Regions from separate parts of the Mus musculus genome. Here region 1 is linked to region 2. The links are chromatin loops, found by intact Hi-C in ENCODE. Cell type or tissue: gastrocnemius. All regions are shown on one strand.

Region 1 (8,000 bases), 58 kb after region 2:
CACTGGGGCGGTGCATGTGTGGACTCAAGAAATAAATACATGTAATTAAAATTTGTTTTTGGCAGTTCATCCCATGGGCCTGGGGGGATCTCTCAGTGGGTAAAGCAAGCATTGAGGACCTGAGTTTAACTCTAGAATTCACTTAAAAAGTCTGGGTGTGGTGGCACATGTGTGTGGCACTTCCCTGATACTGGGGAGGCTAAGACTGGGGAATTTCCTGGACTGCGCTAGCCAGCCAAACTAGGCTACCTCATGAGTTCCAGACCAGTGTCAAAAAAACAAGGCAGGACTGGGAAGAGGGCTCAGAGGATGAAGTGTAGGATGGGCAAGTATGATGATCTGAGTTCAGATCCCAAAGTCAAGTCAAGCCCAGTAGTGCGCATCTATAACCCTGGCATTCCTCCGGTGAGGTGGGAGGTGAACAACAGGAACCCTGAGTATCCCAACAGCTTCAGTTGACTGCTGCAGCCAAAGAGCGGCCATACTTCAAAAGAAGTGAGGACTGATAATCCAGGCTATCTTCTGACCCTGATACACATGTGCATGCGTGTGCATGTTCACACGTGCACACATACCCACTTCTAGCTCCTTTCCTCCCAACAGTCCTCAACTCACGGTTGCCATGAATTTTACATTTTACATACTTGTGTCCATGCATGTGCCACAGCATGCGTGTGGAAGTCAGAGGACAACACGTAAGAGTTGGCTCTTTCTTCTCTCTGGAGTCCCGGAACAAAGACTCAGGTCATCAGTCTTGGCAGTGAGCTCCTTTATCCAATGAGCCATCTTACAGACCCAGTTGCCAGTTTTAAAATGTTTTTATCACACCAAAAGGAAGCCTACCACCTTACTTAGTTATCAGTCTCCAATCACTGACAAGGATGTGATCCCATTGGAAATCAAGGACCACCTCCAAAAGTACTTGTATATGGTGTGTGCACACCTGTGTGTGTGTGCAGGCACTTGTGCCCATGAGTGTGGGAGCTGGAGGAGGATGGTGTGTATCCTACTCTGACACTTTCTTATTCCCTTAAGTCAGAGTCTCTTACTAAACCTGGGCTTCACCTGGAGCCACGAAGCCCAGGTCCTATCTCCATCTCCCCCACAGCACTGGGATTAAGAGGTATGTGTGTACATAGTGTGTTTGTCTGATACAGAGTTTCATATGGAGCCCTTGTAGGCCTTGAATTCACCATACAGACCCAGCTGGCCTAGAACTCAAGCGAAGCACGGACACTCCTGGCTTCTGTTTGTTTGTTTCTTTCTTTCTTTCTATTTTTAAATATAAGGGCTAGTGCCGGTACCTGCACGCAGGTTCTCATGCTTACACAAGTACCCATACTCATCCAGCCATTCCTGCAGCCCTGCCATACATGTCTATAGAGCTCTGTATTCCTTTCTCTGGGTTAGACACTTAATCCTAGGTTTAACCTCAGGACTGTCAGAATCAGTTTTTCCAAAGCTAGCTGCACCATTCTAAATGTCTAGCAGAAGTATAGAAGGATCTCCACCTTCCAGCCTCCCATCTGCCCCTCTCCTTTCTCCTCTGGCTAGAAGGATAGAACACACAGCCTATACTTGCCAGGCAACCACTGCAGAACAGAGCCATGCCCACAAGTCCCTGTCCTTCCCAAAATTCAGTTAACAGTTCCATGGATTGCATAATGAAGATCACAGTGATCCAGTAACTACCATACCCACCCCTGTAAGCAACACACACCCTTACTGCAGATACCCAACAAGGCTCAATGGTTTTGCTCTACATCTGCCCACTGATACAAAAGTCACTGAGCAGTATAGTTTTAAGGTAATTTTATGGCATATGACTTGTATCCCAATGAAACTGTCACATTAAAAGAGTAACAGAAGTGAATGTTTGAGCCTAACCAAGCTGACATATTGAAAATGCAACCATTACAGTATTTCTTAAATGTGTAACTAGAACACTTATTTTTTTCAAGATATGATGCAAGTCAGTGTATTTGCTATCAGTACATTGGGGTTTTGTTTGTTTGTTTGTTTGTTTTTCAGACTGGTCTCATGTAGCCCAGGATTGCCTCAAACTCGCTAGCACCAAGGAAGGAAGCACTTGGAACTCCTGTTCGTCTAAGCCTCCACCACTTGTGCTACCACCACACCCTGGCTTACAGAGAGCTGGGGCTTTGTGCACTCAGGAAAGCCACCAAAGGAGCCACATTCTAACAGAGCCTAACTACCTTTTAAACTTAATTGAAGGGATGGCTCTTTTTGCTCACAAAAGCAGAGAAAACAGCTGAATTCAGTTTACTCCCAACTTGATTTGAATGAGAAAGAAACAGATCCCAGGAGAGACAGATGGCAGCAGGAACTGACCAGCACCGTGCTCTCAGGGAGGACGTTGTTTTAAAGTTTTCCTCCCTCAGCTAGCTAGCTGCATTCCTCCTTTAAAAATAAATTCCTCCAGTCCCTCCAGAGCTACCCCCTGAACTGTCTTGCACCTGGCGAGGGAGTTTTTCACAAGGTAGCCATCTCCCCTTCCCGTTCAGCAGGGAAAGTGTTTGCTTTAACAAGACAGAAAGAAACAAGAGGGGTGGGTCTTCGACAGGATTTGGGGCTTTAAAGAATTTAAAGCAGCTGGAGGTGAAAATTGCTGAAAAGTCACATAGGGAGTTGAAAGAAATGGAAACATGACCCAGGACGGGAGAAATGAAGGAGACCTCTACAAGATCAGAACTATGTTAAATCAGAACTATGTTAATCTCGCAGTAGATAAACACAGGGAGACTCAGCTGCTTACCACAGCCAGGGTGCCTGGGGTGGTAAGCAGTGCAAGTGGCCAAATTGCTCCTGTGTGACAAGAATGCAAATTACACCCAGCTATGCAACAAAGTTGCCGTGGGCCACTCCAACAGAGAAAGTCTGGGCATTCACCAAGGAACTTACAAGAGAAATCACAGAACCTCTGGATCTCCCTAACCCGTGACATTGAAAAAGGGGCCCAGCCCTTGAGAAGTGGAGGGGGGAGGGGGATTCAAGGCCAGCCTGGGACGGGGTTAAGACTCGAGCTGTGCCCGTTTGCCAAAGGTGGAAAGACAGAATCACAATGTTGCCATCTGACCTCCAGAAAATAATAATAAATAATTGAAATAAGGGATAGGGGAGTGGCTTGGTGGAGAGTTTTCCTAGTATGTGCAAGGAACTAGGTTCAAGGCTCAACATAATAAAAATAAAACAACTGATATAAAACACAATATATTACAAAGATTATTATTATTTTTTAAAGAAGCCACTGTCCCTCCCCTCCAGATGAGCTTGGGGACCAACAGGAGTGACAAACAGGACAAGTCTAAATCCTGACCCAACAAGGAAGACATCCAACTGTCTGTCCTAGACTCACACCACCTACAGTCTAGGCTTCGGGGTCAGAGATGGCTCAGTGGACAAAAACACATGCAGTACAAGCCTGGCGAGCTAAGTTCGAATCCCAGAACTCATGTTCAGGGAGAAAAACAATCTACTCTACAAAGCTGTCCTCTGGCTTCAGGCACCCACTCACACACACACAACACTCACACACAGCAATCCTCTGGGTCTGGAAGCAGGTCCATATCCACAGGTTATGTAACACTGAGCACCGACCATATGCCAGACATTCCACTACATCCCTTTCACGTGTTACCTCACTGAACCCACATCAAGTTCTTATTCTCATTTTGACAAGGAAGAGACTGAGGCTTGGTGATGTTACATGGCTCATATGATAGAACTGGGACCAGAAGCTCAGGTCTGATGTGACACTCAAGATTTCTCTCCTCACAGTTCAAAGGCTAACCATTCCATCCATACACCTGCAAAACAAAACAAAACAACAAAACCCCCAAACAAAAAACCCAAACCCAAGCCCTTCAATCTTCAAATCGCCCATACTCGTCACGCTCCCAGCAAGAAATGGAAAGGGGCCTTGAACGTCAGCTCCAGGTCCCAATGCCCCGAGCAAAGACGGAGGGTGAAAAACTTCAAGAAACTTTCCCTCGCTTGGCCAGTCGTTTCTTTCACCGAGCTACAGGCGGTAATTCTTTAAAAGAAGATAAAGAGAGGACAACAACAAAACGCTCAGTTTGCCTGGGAGCAATCAAAGTTGTACCGCACGGGTTTAATTCTTCGCCTAGAAGAAATCCAGAAAGCAAAAAAACGAAAACACCCAGTTTGCACGGTGTTGCACCCAAACGCTCGCAGGCAACGATGTCAAGATTTCCAGAGGGCCTAAAGTGGTGCAAGAGATTGCTGTGAGGGACACTCCACCCTTGCCCCTGGCCCTGGTGTCCCCAAGCCAGGGACAAAAATCTGCATGCAGTTGTGTGGCTTTTCTCTCTCCTTTCCAAGAAAAGTGGCTACAGCGTCCACGGCGCAGGGACAGGGTGACTGGGTATGGTCTGCATCACTGCACCCCCACATTCTCCACTTGGAGCCCCACTTGTATGGAAGAGGTCACCTGTATCGGAGGCGTGCTCAGCCCTGCGGCACCATGGGGGAGGGGGTGTTGTATACCAGGTAGTTTCCAAAGAGTCCGCGACCCCGGCCCCTGCGCCACGAAAATCGCCGTGGCTCCCTCACCTCCGCGGGGTCCCTCACAGGCCGCTCTCCGCCCTGCTGGCTCCCGGGTCGCTCTCGCAGTCTCCGCCCGGCCTCCTAGGAGCCGGAAGCGGTATGCAGTGCGAGACCAAGCTGCGCATGAGTAGGCCGTCCCCAGAGGGGCGGGGCCCGGAAGGGGGCAGAGCCTCGGCAATAGGTAGTTCCTCCAAGCACCTGGGACTTTAGAACTTTGCACTTGGCGGAGCCTGTCCTTATATCAACTTCAGCCCTCCACATGCATATGCACATAGGTATACACACTCATACACACGTGTGCCCGCACACATACTGGCGCGTATACACACACCACATGCACAAACACATAGGAAAAACGGGAAAAGAACAGAAAGCAAAACTGTCACAACAAAAATCCTCAAAGCTGGTAGACAGGGTATGAGAAGCACAACGGATTTCTCAGACCACCTACTGCTAGCTTTTGAGCCTCAGTCTTGTCCCTTGATTTAGGGGTATCTTTTTGTTCTCTAATAAACTGTCTCTATTCTAACACACATTCGCATACCAGACACTCCCACTTAGGAAGCATCCGATATCTGCAAACAAGCTGCTGAACACTGAGAAACATATCAAAGACCCTATTGGAGGTGAGATAGCAGTGAAACCTCTCAGTGGGCTAAAGTGCTTGCCACCAGCCTCAGCTGATAACAGGAACCCACATCTTGTAAGGAGAGAATGATTACCACAAAGTTGTTCTTTGACCTACACACACACATATGCTTGAGGAGGCCCAGAGAAGGAATTCGATTCCTTGAAACTGGAGTTAAGGATGATTATGAACCACTCACTATGTGGGTGCTGGGAACCTATCATGGATTCTCTACAAGAGCAGCAAGTGCTTTTGACCACTTAGCTTTCTCTTGCCCAAGATAACTTCTAGCTTGGCAAAGGGGCACACACATGTAGTCCTAGGTATTTAAATGGCCAAAGCAGAAGAATCACATAAGCCCAGGAGTTTGGAAACAGCCTTTGTGATATATCAAGGCTTTACTTTTTAAAAAGCAATATAAAACAAAGCAATCCCTTCCTCAAAGAATAACAAAAAACTAAGAAAGAGAAATACATAAACTTTTTGGAGGGCTGAGATGTTTAAGAGTGTTTGTCTGTTGTTTGAGAAGCCTTGGGTTTCCACCCTCAACCCATATGAAAAACCATTCGTGGTGATGGAGATCAACAATCCCACTTCTAGGTAGGTGGGAGCTGGAGAAGCAGAAGCTTAAAGCATCCCTGGCTACGTGGTCAATTTGAGGGCAGCCTGGGTTACCTGAGACTCTGTCTCCAAAAACAAACAACAAACAAACAAAACTAAAATCCTTGGGGCAGCAAGATGGCTCAGTGAGTAAAGGTGCTTGCTGCCAGTGTGTACCTCTAAGGAGCCCTCCAGAAAAGAACTCCAGCTTAGCAGACAATGCTACAATCCACTCAGCCCTACCATGGTTACCTGAATGCTACAAGCAGGCAATACATACAATAAGAAAGGCTAAAGATACAGCTCAGTTTGGGGAGTGCTCGTCTAGCATTCGTGAAGCTCTGGCCTCCAGCCCCAGCACCGCATAAACTGGCTGTAATGATACATGACTATAATTCCAGAAGGACTGGAAGTCCCACTCATTTTTGACTACATGGCAAGTTTGAAATTTGGGGGCAGCCTGGGCTATATGAGACTGTTTTATGAAAGAAAGAATGAAAAAAAGAAAAAAGAAAGAAAGGAAGAGAAAGAGAAAGAAAGATGGGAGGTCAAGGGGTAGAGGGAAAAGAGGAGGAGAAGAGGAGAGGAGAGAAGAAAAAGGAGAAAGAAATCATGACACCACACCTACTCAAAAGTGAAGACAACCGCCAGGCAGTGGTGGCACAGGCCTTTAATCCCAGCACTTGGGAGGCAGAGGCAGGCAGATTTCTGAGTTTGAGACCGGCCTGGTTGATGAGCAAGTTTTAGGACAGCCAGGGCTACACAGAGAAACCCTGTCTCAAAAGAAGACATTCTATCTCAAAAGTAAAAATCAGGCTGGAGGTGTGTCTCAGTAGTAGAGCACCCGCCTAGAATCCCCCAATGAGGGACTGGGGTGTAGCTCAGCTGTGGAATACTGGCCTAATGTGTCATGTCTCTTGTGTCCAGTCACCATTACAATAAACAGCAGTAGCCACAGGCAGACTGTCCTATAGTCCCTGAATGAGTAAAATGACACTATGACAAAAAAGGGGTGGGGACAGGGTGATGAAGAAAAGCCGGTCTTTCAGGTGTCTGGGAGGCACTAGGTCTGTTGTTCTTACACACCCTAGGGCCTGCTGGTAGTCTTAGATAACCAGGTCTCACCTTGGGCCATCCTGCACCAACAAAAGACATTTGACAATGTTTGGAGACATTTTGTCACGACTTTAGACTAGGCAGGTGCTATTAGTGCCTAGTGGGTCAAGGTCATTCTAGGGGGATGATTAGCCTCAAAGGCCAACAGTGCTGATGTCCTGCAGTTGAACCTTGAACTTGCCTGAGTCTTGCTTGTAAATACTCTGTAGTTTGACCTTTTGCTACTAATGTTTACATGCATGGACACATGTGCACATTCACACAGACACAGAGACACACACAGAGATACACAAAGACACACACACACAGACACACACACAGACACACAGACACACACACACACACACAGACACACACACACACACACACGATAGGATCTCATGTATCCAAGCTTGAATTTACTATCTAACCTGTTATTAGACGCGTTCTCACGCCCGGCCAGGAAGAACACCACAGACCAGAATCTTCTGCGGCAAAACTTTATTGCTTACATCTTCAGGAGCAAGAGTGTAAGAAGCAAGAGAGCGAGAAAACGAAACCCCGTCCCTATTAAGGAGAATTATCCTTCGCCTAGGACGTGTCACTCCCTGATTGGCTGCAGCCCATCGGCCGAGTTGACGTCACGGGGAAGGCAGAGCACATGGAGTGGAGAACCACCCTCGGCACATGCGCAGATTATTTGTTTACCACTTAGAACACAGCTGTCAGCGCCATCTTGTAACGGCGAATGTGGGCGCGGCTCCCAACACTAACCTACTATGGTATTAAGCTTCTGATCCTCCTGCCTCCACATCCTGAATTCTGGGAACACAGGCATGCACCACCTGTGCTGAAGGCGGAGCCCAGAGCTTTCTGCATGCTAGACAAATGCTCTGCCAGCTGAACTACATCTTAAAAGATACAACATACATGTCTTTTAAGGAGCAACTACCATACATACCACCTTCTCTTTAATTCTCCTCAAAATTGGGCTTGATTTCAAAAGGGTAAGTTCTAAATCCCAGGGACAATCAGAGTTCTCTCTCTCTCCAGGGATTCCAGTAACCTAGGTCTATTTGCCAAGCACAGA
Region 2 (8,000 bases):
ACTAGGCTATTCCTCCACATGTCCCTGAATGTGTTAGCTCTGCTTTTCTGTGAGAACACTGACAGGACCAGGAAAAATCTGCTCATTTCACAGCGATCAAACACGGTCTGTGCTGCCCTGCTGAAACTGGGGTTCTGCATCCCAGGTAAGGTGGATGGGCGGACATGGCAGGTGCCCCCTGAGAAGCAGAGTTGGGAAGACCCCAGCCTACTGCAAGGAGTGACAGTTGGTAACCCCTCATCAGATTGATTTCTGAACCCGCAGATCCAGTCCATTGCTCCATGGATTGCCCGGGGCTGCCTGAGTCTTTCTGTATCCTCTGGAGTTGCCCAGGCCATTTTCTGGTCAAGGCTGTGGCCAGTGCCAGTTGCTGCTTTGGAAGTGGAGATTCGCTGGACTCTGGGTGATTCTAGTGCCTTCTGGTGCAAAATGACTCAGTTTAATTCAGAGATTCCTGGGGGTTATGGAGTCTGCCCCTGGAGCCGGTATCTTCTCAGACCTGCCTGCCCTGCTCTGTCTCCTGGCTGGCTCCCAAGTCTTGGGCTTTATACCTCTGGGGGGTTCCACCTTCAACTTAAAAGAACTTTGAGCATATATACACATACATATATATATAATATATATATATATACACACACACATATACATATATATGCATGTATGTATGTGTGTTCAAGGGGGCTACCCATGTTTTGCCACTAAATCTATAGCGAGCTGTGAGACTCAAGGCATACCATTTGGGCAATCTCAAGGGAACAAGTGCCTGGCTGTGCTTGTGCAGGGGAAGGGGACGGCCAGACAGTACAGTCACCCATAGGATCCCCAGAGACATAAAGGGTATCAGGACAGAAAGGGGTCTGCCCTTGGGGCCATGGCCCCTCAGAAGAAGATGACATCTTCCTTACTAACTTCATCTGTGGTGGCGAGTGGTGTGGTTGGCAGCGAGGAAGCTGGGGAGACAGGTGGTAGTGATGTGCCTCCGAACTTGAAGGCCTCGGGGGGTGTGGCAGCTGGGGCCGGGCTTGGGGCTGGGAAGCAGGGGTCTGGAAGAGAGTTGGGGGTGGTTACGGGAGTGTCAGATGCCACCACAAACAGTGGCTGGGCTCACAATGGCCAGTGGCTGGGCTCACCTGAGGCAGGTGCAGACCCATGGGCGGCAGGCAGGACGGGACTCAGTGAACGGCGGTTCCGTGATGCACTCTCATCCTTGCCTATGAACTTGCTGAGGAGCAGCTGCTGCTTCAGGTCGAAGGACGCTGGAAGAGGGAAGGCGCTAGGACCCGGCTCTATGCCATCTGGTGGGGTGGGTCTTCCCTACTCGTACTTCCGAGTGGGCACCAGATAAGTACTTTGAAAGGTGGCATGGAGTCACTCAGTGTCAGCAAGAGAGAAGTGTGTGGCTTCCAAGCAGACATCCCTTCCCCATGATCACTGGGACATGGATTCTGCTTACGGAGTAGTCCCACAATACCTTCTGTGTCAACAGGGGATAGGGAATCTCTATGGTGAGGGGACAAAGATGCTGGGTACAGCCCTAGTGTTTGTCCTGTGCCTCAGCTGGTAAGCCCTAAGTAAATGAGCATGATGGTTAGTTTTGTCAACACAACCTGGGCCAAAAGTTTCAGGGAAGGATTTTCTACATCAGGCTGATCTGTGAGTATCTGTCTTATTTGCCTTAACTGGTGTGGAAGTCCCAGCCTGGGGCGCCACCATTTCTTAGGTTTGGGCCGTGGTTCAGAGAAAGCTGGCCGGACACTAAGCATACATGCATTCATTTCTCTCTGCTCCTGAATGGCTATGAGAGGCTGCCTCAAGCTCTCACTGCTCTGACTCCTCACCACGATGGACTCAAACCTGGAACTGTGAGTCAGGGTATTTTATCACAACAGAAATGCAACTGGAAAAGTGAACCTCTCTGTCTTCTTGCGCACACTGGTGCTTGCCTATCTGCCTCCCTGTCTGCATTCCAGATATGCTGCTGGGACAGGTCCACTGGGAGGGGTGTGCAGCTTCTCTGAGTGGTGGGGGTGGGGTGCAGCTCACCTGAGCTCTCCCAACGCTGGGAACCCCTGCTCTTGCTGCCCTTCTCCTTGCCACCCTTGGTGGAGGCGGCCAGCTTGGTGGGGATCTGCTGTTGCACGGCTGTCTGCCTCTGAATCTGATTGGTGGCACTGAGTAGCTGGATGGGCACATCGCTCTTGGCTGGCCGGCTCTCAGGGGGGGCACTGTCCCAGCGGGCCACCTCGGGTCGCTCTACGTTGTCAGGTCCTGTGCCATGTAGCATCGCGCTCCCTTGGGTTCCTGGTGCTTTGGCTGGGGCCGAGTGCCCCTCCAGCCCATCGCCATTGAAGCTGGGAGGGTGGCTTGCAGGTTGGGCCTGGAAGTAACGGAAGACACATCCTACTGCTGCTAAGCCTGCTGGTGGCTATTAACCCACACCAGGCCTCCTAGCCTTCTGGTGGCTTTGGCCCGGGGAGGATCAAACATGGCTGTTAAATGCTCAGAGATGAATGGGTGTTGCCCACCCAGCTCTGCATCCAGTCTGCAGCTAGGAAGGTCTATTCTGCACTCTGCAGAGCACTGCTTCCATCTATAGTTGCTTCTGGTGATTGACAGTTCTTGGAGCACATCAGTATGTGTATACCCATGGTCACACTGAGCCATATTCATATTCTCTCTCTCAAATGTGGCCACACAACTTATATCTGACTACTCATAAACTTTTTTTTTGTTTTTTTGTTTTTGGAGACAGGGCCTCTCTATGTAGCCCTGGCTGTCCTGGAACTCTGTGTAGACCAGGTTGGCCTAAAATTCACAGAGATCCATCTCTGTATTCTAAGTGCTGGGATTAAAGGTAAAAAAGTATGTGATGTTAGGCCCGGCACCAATGCCCTAGGGTCTGACATAGCCCAAATGGTCTTGTAGTTGCTATGTAACCAAGGATGTTCTAATGTCCTACCTCTAACTCTTCAGTGCTAGAATAACAGGGCTATGCCACCACATTTGATGTTTTTTTTTTTTTTTAAATACAGTGCTGGGGTTGGAACAAGGGGCTTCATGCACACTAGGCAAGCACAAAACTGAGCCACATTTCCAGCTTAGTGGGTTTGGCCATACAGGCCCACTAACCTCTGCCAGCACCTCCGGGGGCAGTGCCCCTGGTACAGTGTTCTGTTTCTTGAACCTGCGCAGCAGCTCCAGGCGCTCACGTTCACGGTCCACTGCTCGCTGGGCCTCACGCAGACGCTCCAGGTCATGCTGGTAGGCCTGGCGCTGTCGCTCTAGCTCGGTGCGCTCCTGGTCCAGCCGCTGGCGCATCTGGCGTGCCTCGCCCTCTCGCTCCTGCAGTCGCGCACCGGCCAGCTCCAGTTCCTGCTGCTGGCGTGCCCGCTCCCGCTCCCATCGCTGCTGCTCCTGGCGAAGTTGGCTTTGCAGCTTCTCCACACCGGCGCGCTCCTCACGCTGCTTCTCAAAGTTGCGTTGCCGCTCTTGCTCCAGCAGCAGGTTCCCACGTGTTGACTGCAGCCGGAACTGCTTCTCGCGCTCCTGGATGGCCGTTCTTTGCATCTCCACATAGCTATCCTGTTGAGCGATGACCGCCTGGGGACAGGGACAGGGACAGGGACAGGGACAGGGACAGGGACGGGGTGGGTCTGATGAGAGTCATGCCCTTGGCTAGACCCAGCCCATCAGTGAAGGGCAGGAGCAGCCAGTCCCTCCCTAATGCTGCAGGTACCTGGAGACTAAGAAGCAACTGCGACAGTGTCTGGACCCGGTGGACCAGCTGCAGAGAGAAAGCCAAATTGGTCTACTTGATGATGGTACATAGGGCATATGGGCATGCTGTCCCTGTGGGAGATGGAGCAGGGGCGGTACCTCTAATTCCAGGACAGTGGGCAGGCTCTCTGTGCTAGGCATCTCCACCTATTAAGACAAGAATGACAGTATCAAATGGGATCTAAACCACCACAGCACACTACGGGAGGAGACAGAACTCAGTGCTGGGCTGTGACTATGGCCATCTGATGTATGCCTATCTGAGAGTCTGGAAAACGAAGGTTTTGGGATGGCTGGGAGATGGGTGGGTGGCTGACGCTCTACAGTAGGGTGGGCTTGGAAGTGAAGCTTGTTGCTTATGAAGCTTATTGTTCATGCAATAAACACATACACATCCAGTTCAAGTTCAAGACAGCCAGGGCAGGTAGCCTTAGCCTCTGGAAACCTCAACAGCAATGGATGCGCTGCGTCAAAGGGAAGGGCCAGTCAGGAGCCCTGGCAGATGTCACCACACACTCTGTATAGCTTGTGGAAACAATGTGGGGCATTTTGGACCTGATGAAGTTGAGGCAACTATGTTGTGTCCATCCTCCCCTCTGCCTCCTTCCCAAGCTACTACCTGCCATTCCCAGGAGTTTGCAGGAGTAATTTTGAAGGCTGTCGCGTTATGTCAACGTGGACTGTCTTTACCCATGCAAATCAAAATGATCAGAAGCCACTTACAGCCTGTGGCGATTCCTCACAGCAGCCACTGGGGGCGCTGTTGTCACAGGGCCTGGAGTCTGGGCTGCTAGCAGGTCCCTGCCAGTCTTGGGGCCTGAGGTCACTGTTGGATACCTTCCTTTTAAAGCTGCCACCTGGAGACCCCAAGCAGAAAACAAGAGGATGCTATGAATCCCACAAGGCTTGGGATCCCCCTTTTCTGAGACCAGCCCATGTAATAAATGCAGGCTAGTGTATTCCTGGAGGCCTGCTTTATTTTATTTTTTATTTGTTTGTTTGTAGTACAGAGCCCACAATACCCAGAAATCCGAGGAATGTTCTCAGTCAGAAATTACACTCCCAAGTCTGGAGAGATAACTTGGCCATTAAAGGCTAAGGCTCAAAACTAAAATTTCAAGAAATTACACCGTACATAACACTGGATCTGCTGCGCATGGGCTTCCCAAGGCACAGCCTCGGAGGAAAGTGACACACTTACCCTTGCTAGGGCTTCCCACACTGTCATAGCCCCCGAAGGTCTCAGCCCGCCGAGGCAGGCCTGCAGAGACACTTCCCTCCTCCACTTGGCTACTGGTGCTGCCCAGGTGCCGCTGGCAGATCAGGCTCTGGATGCCCTCAACTGTGAGGGAGAGGTGGGGGACATGAGTCAGCAGGTGATGAGGTTATACTACGGGTAGTGGGGAAGTCCAGACATGAGCAAGGAGCAAGTGTGGCAGTGAGTGCTAAGATGAAGGGTATACACCACTACCTCAGCTTAGGCAGTGGTGAAGGTAGAAGCCAGTGCTAGTCAAGCACTCTAACAACAGAGCCCCCATCATCCTCAGCATCTAAGGGAGAGGCCAAGGCAATCAGGCAGCCATTGGAGATAGGCTCCTTAAGATTCAGGAAGTTCTGAAGGGAAGCTTGTTAAGACTCAGGAACTCAACAATGTACAAATCTCACGAAGTTCCTGAAACTTACTAAAGGTTACCTACAGAAAGGACTGCTGGGGAGAAGAGCTCTTCAACCTGTCCAGCCAAATTCACCTGCAAGTCTTGAAGAAAGTTTCAAGGTCCTAGCTTTTGTTAGGCTGGGGTAGCTTTCAGTGATACAGCTGCTTTTAAGCTGTAAGCAAACCTTCATCCCTGCTCCTTCCTGTAGATGACCCAAACAAACTTACTGATTCACCAAGTTGGACTGGTGTTAATGTTACTTGGGTCTGTCATCAGTTCCCTGTCTGGGCCTAGGGATGTGATGTACCAGTCCTTACCTAGGTCTAGTAAGAGACACATGTTAAATGAAGAGCCACATAAGAGGGCTATCCATGAGGGTAAGAGTGGTCTAATACCGTTCAATGGCCTGCTAGTATTTCAAAGTCTCTAGCCAGGTGAAGAAGCAGGGAAAATAGTCCCAGTCCAAGTGCCACATTTGTCAGTGTTATTGGAGGCAAAGAACAATAGCCCAGGAGGCAGAGGTGAAAGGGCATTGCAGGTGTTGCTGGAGAGAGCAAGACACCCACTGGGTCTTTTGCTAATCTGTGCTGGCAAAGGGTTGAGTGATCTGACTTGCTGATGGAAGAGAGCCATTAAGCACTGGTTTCCTACCCTGCTCGACATCATGGAGCCCTGGTGGCTGCACTGGTACTGCTAGGTGGTCCTGTTGCAATAAAGGCTGCCCTTACCAGGTCTAGCTTTGAGGTTGGCAGAGGTGTCTCTGTATGGTCAAGCTAGAATTGTGTGAAGACGGCAGGTGATATATACCCCATGGTTTACACCACGGGCGTTTAGCCTGCAAGCCTGCCAGAGCTAGAGGTAATGTTCTGGCCCAAGGTTAGGGTACATTCTGTACTCCAGAAGTCCCTCAAAAGAGCATATGTATTTTCCTGAGGATATTATTAGGGACCTATGTTTTCCTAACAACAATCTAGCTTACACTGATTAATTGGTTTGTGTTCCAGTGTACACATGTGACACAGCACGCGTGTGGAGGTCAGAGGACAACCTGTATTTGTACTGTTGGTTCTCTCCTGGTACCATGTGGATCTCTAGGACTGAGCTCAGGCTGTCGTATGTGGGTGCTAGTACCCTTACCTGCTGGCCATCTCTTAGGCTCAAGCTTTATCCCCTCCTCCCCCTACCCCAGAACATAAGGTCACCCAGGGAGCATTTGTTGAGTAAGTGCTTAAAGGATTTGGGTAGAGCTCAGCTGTAGAGCCATTGCACATGCTGGATTCCATTCCCTGGATTATAAAAAAAAGCAAAATGACGGTGGTCCTGGGTGAGCAATAGAGAACTGAGCCTGGCTTTGGTCCCCCAGGTAACCCGCCCTGGAATATCATAGCATAGCTCAGTGGGGAGGCTAACTTACTCTCACTCATGGCCGATCTGAGAATCTGCTCCCCCCGCAGGGTCTCAGAGGGGTCTCCTCCTCCTCGGAAGAGGCCTCGGTTCTGGGCTGACTCTTCCAGCCCACTCAGCTGAGCCATCTCCAGGTAGATCTGCTGTTTCTCCAGAAGGCTCTGGGCAATCAGCTGGTCTTTCAGGCTCAGTCGCTCTACAGGAGAACCCAGAGGTGGTGGTCAGCCTTAGGGACCTGGCCTTGGAGTCAGGCTGTGAGGGTGGGACCAGAGGATTAAACCTGGGTCATCAGGCTTGGCAGCAAGGATTTACACATTGATCCACCTTGCCAGTCTGGGTTGTTGTTGCTGTTGTTTTTTTTTTTTTAAACATTTACTTGCTGAGCAAGGTGGCACACGCTTTTAATTGCAGCACTTGGGGGACAGAGGCATCTCTGGTCCACGAAATACAGCCAGGACTACATAGAGAGACCCTGTTTCAAAAAGCCTCCCAAATTATTTATTTGTGCATATGAGCGTGCATGAATATGTTTGGGTGTGCACATCTGTGCAAACGCTTGAAGACCACAAGAGGGTGTCAGGTGTGCTTCTCCATCATTCTGCGTATTCACGTGCGGTAGGGTCTCTTCCCAAACTGGGGCTTTGCTTTCTCAGCTATGCTGAAAGCCAGCAAATCCTGCCTTCACTTTTCAGACCTGTCGCTACGTGTGTGCATAGGATATCTGGCTCGTTATGTAGGTGTTGGGTCTGAACCCTGGCCTACATGGTGATGCAGCAAGCACTCTTAACTGCTAAGCCATTTCTCCAGTCCCTGTTTGTTTTGTTGCGATAGGATTTTATCCCCCCACCCCCCCATAGGGTGGAGCTTCCCCATTCCTTGGTCACCCAATTACAGCCAGGCTATGGATTGTTAGGCTTGGTGGCAAGCTATCTTTAATACAGGCTGCCTTCGAATTCCCACTAATCTTCCCAGCTCAGCCTCCTGGAGCTGGTGAAATGGCTCAGTGGTTAAGAACATTGGTTGTATGTCCACTGCCCACATACATAATACTTTTTTTTTCTTTCCGAGACAGTTTCTCTGTGTAGCCCTGGCTATCCTGGAACTTACTCTGTAGACCAGGCTGGCTTCAAACTCGAGAGATCTGCCTGCCTCTGCCTCACACCC

Evidence for each region. Peaks named below come from ENCODE experiments on the same cell type or tissue, not always from the same donor. Only the 100,000 strongest peaks of a DNase experiment are listed, where the experiment ranks them.
Region 1: it touches region 2 in a loop (2.2-fold over the local background); 2 of 42 quality-filtered maps call a loop at or near these places.

The regions. Positions count from the first base shown.
Region 1 is chr8:3,389,696-3,397,695 of GRCm38, reverse strand. The region is part of intron 10 of Arhgef18 (rho/rac guanine nucleotide exchange factor (GEF) 18); the gene reads right to left. Among named protein-coding and RNA genes, the nearest start is that of Gm46029, 33 kb to the left of the region's middle. In gastrocnemius, no CTCF peak of the experiment used is centred here; DNase peaks (open chromatin) are centred at 2,934 and 4,705; H3K4me3 peaks cover 2,103 bases; H3K27ac peaks cover 1,974 bases.
Region 2 is chr8:3,447,415-3,455,414 of GRCm38, reverse strand. Arhgef18 (rho/rac guanine nucleotide exchange factor (GEF) 18) reads right to left here. Exons shown (of 29, transcript NM_001370668.1): 21 at 6,847-7,032; 22 at 4,979-5,119; 23 at 4,501-4,634; 24 at 3,877-3,924; 25 at 3,737-3,784; 26 at 3,130-3,600; 27 at 2,044-2,377; 28 at 1,131-1,256; 29 at 1-1,043. The coding sequence ends at 880. Among named protein-coding and RNA genes, the nearest start is that of Pex11g, 16 kb to the left of the region's middle. In gastrocnemius, a CTCF peak has its summit at 4,529; a DNase peak (open chromatin) is centred at 4,546.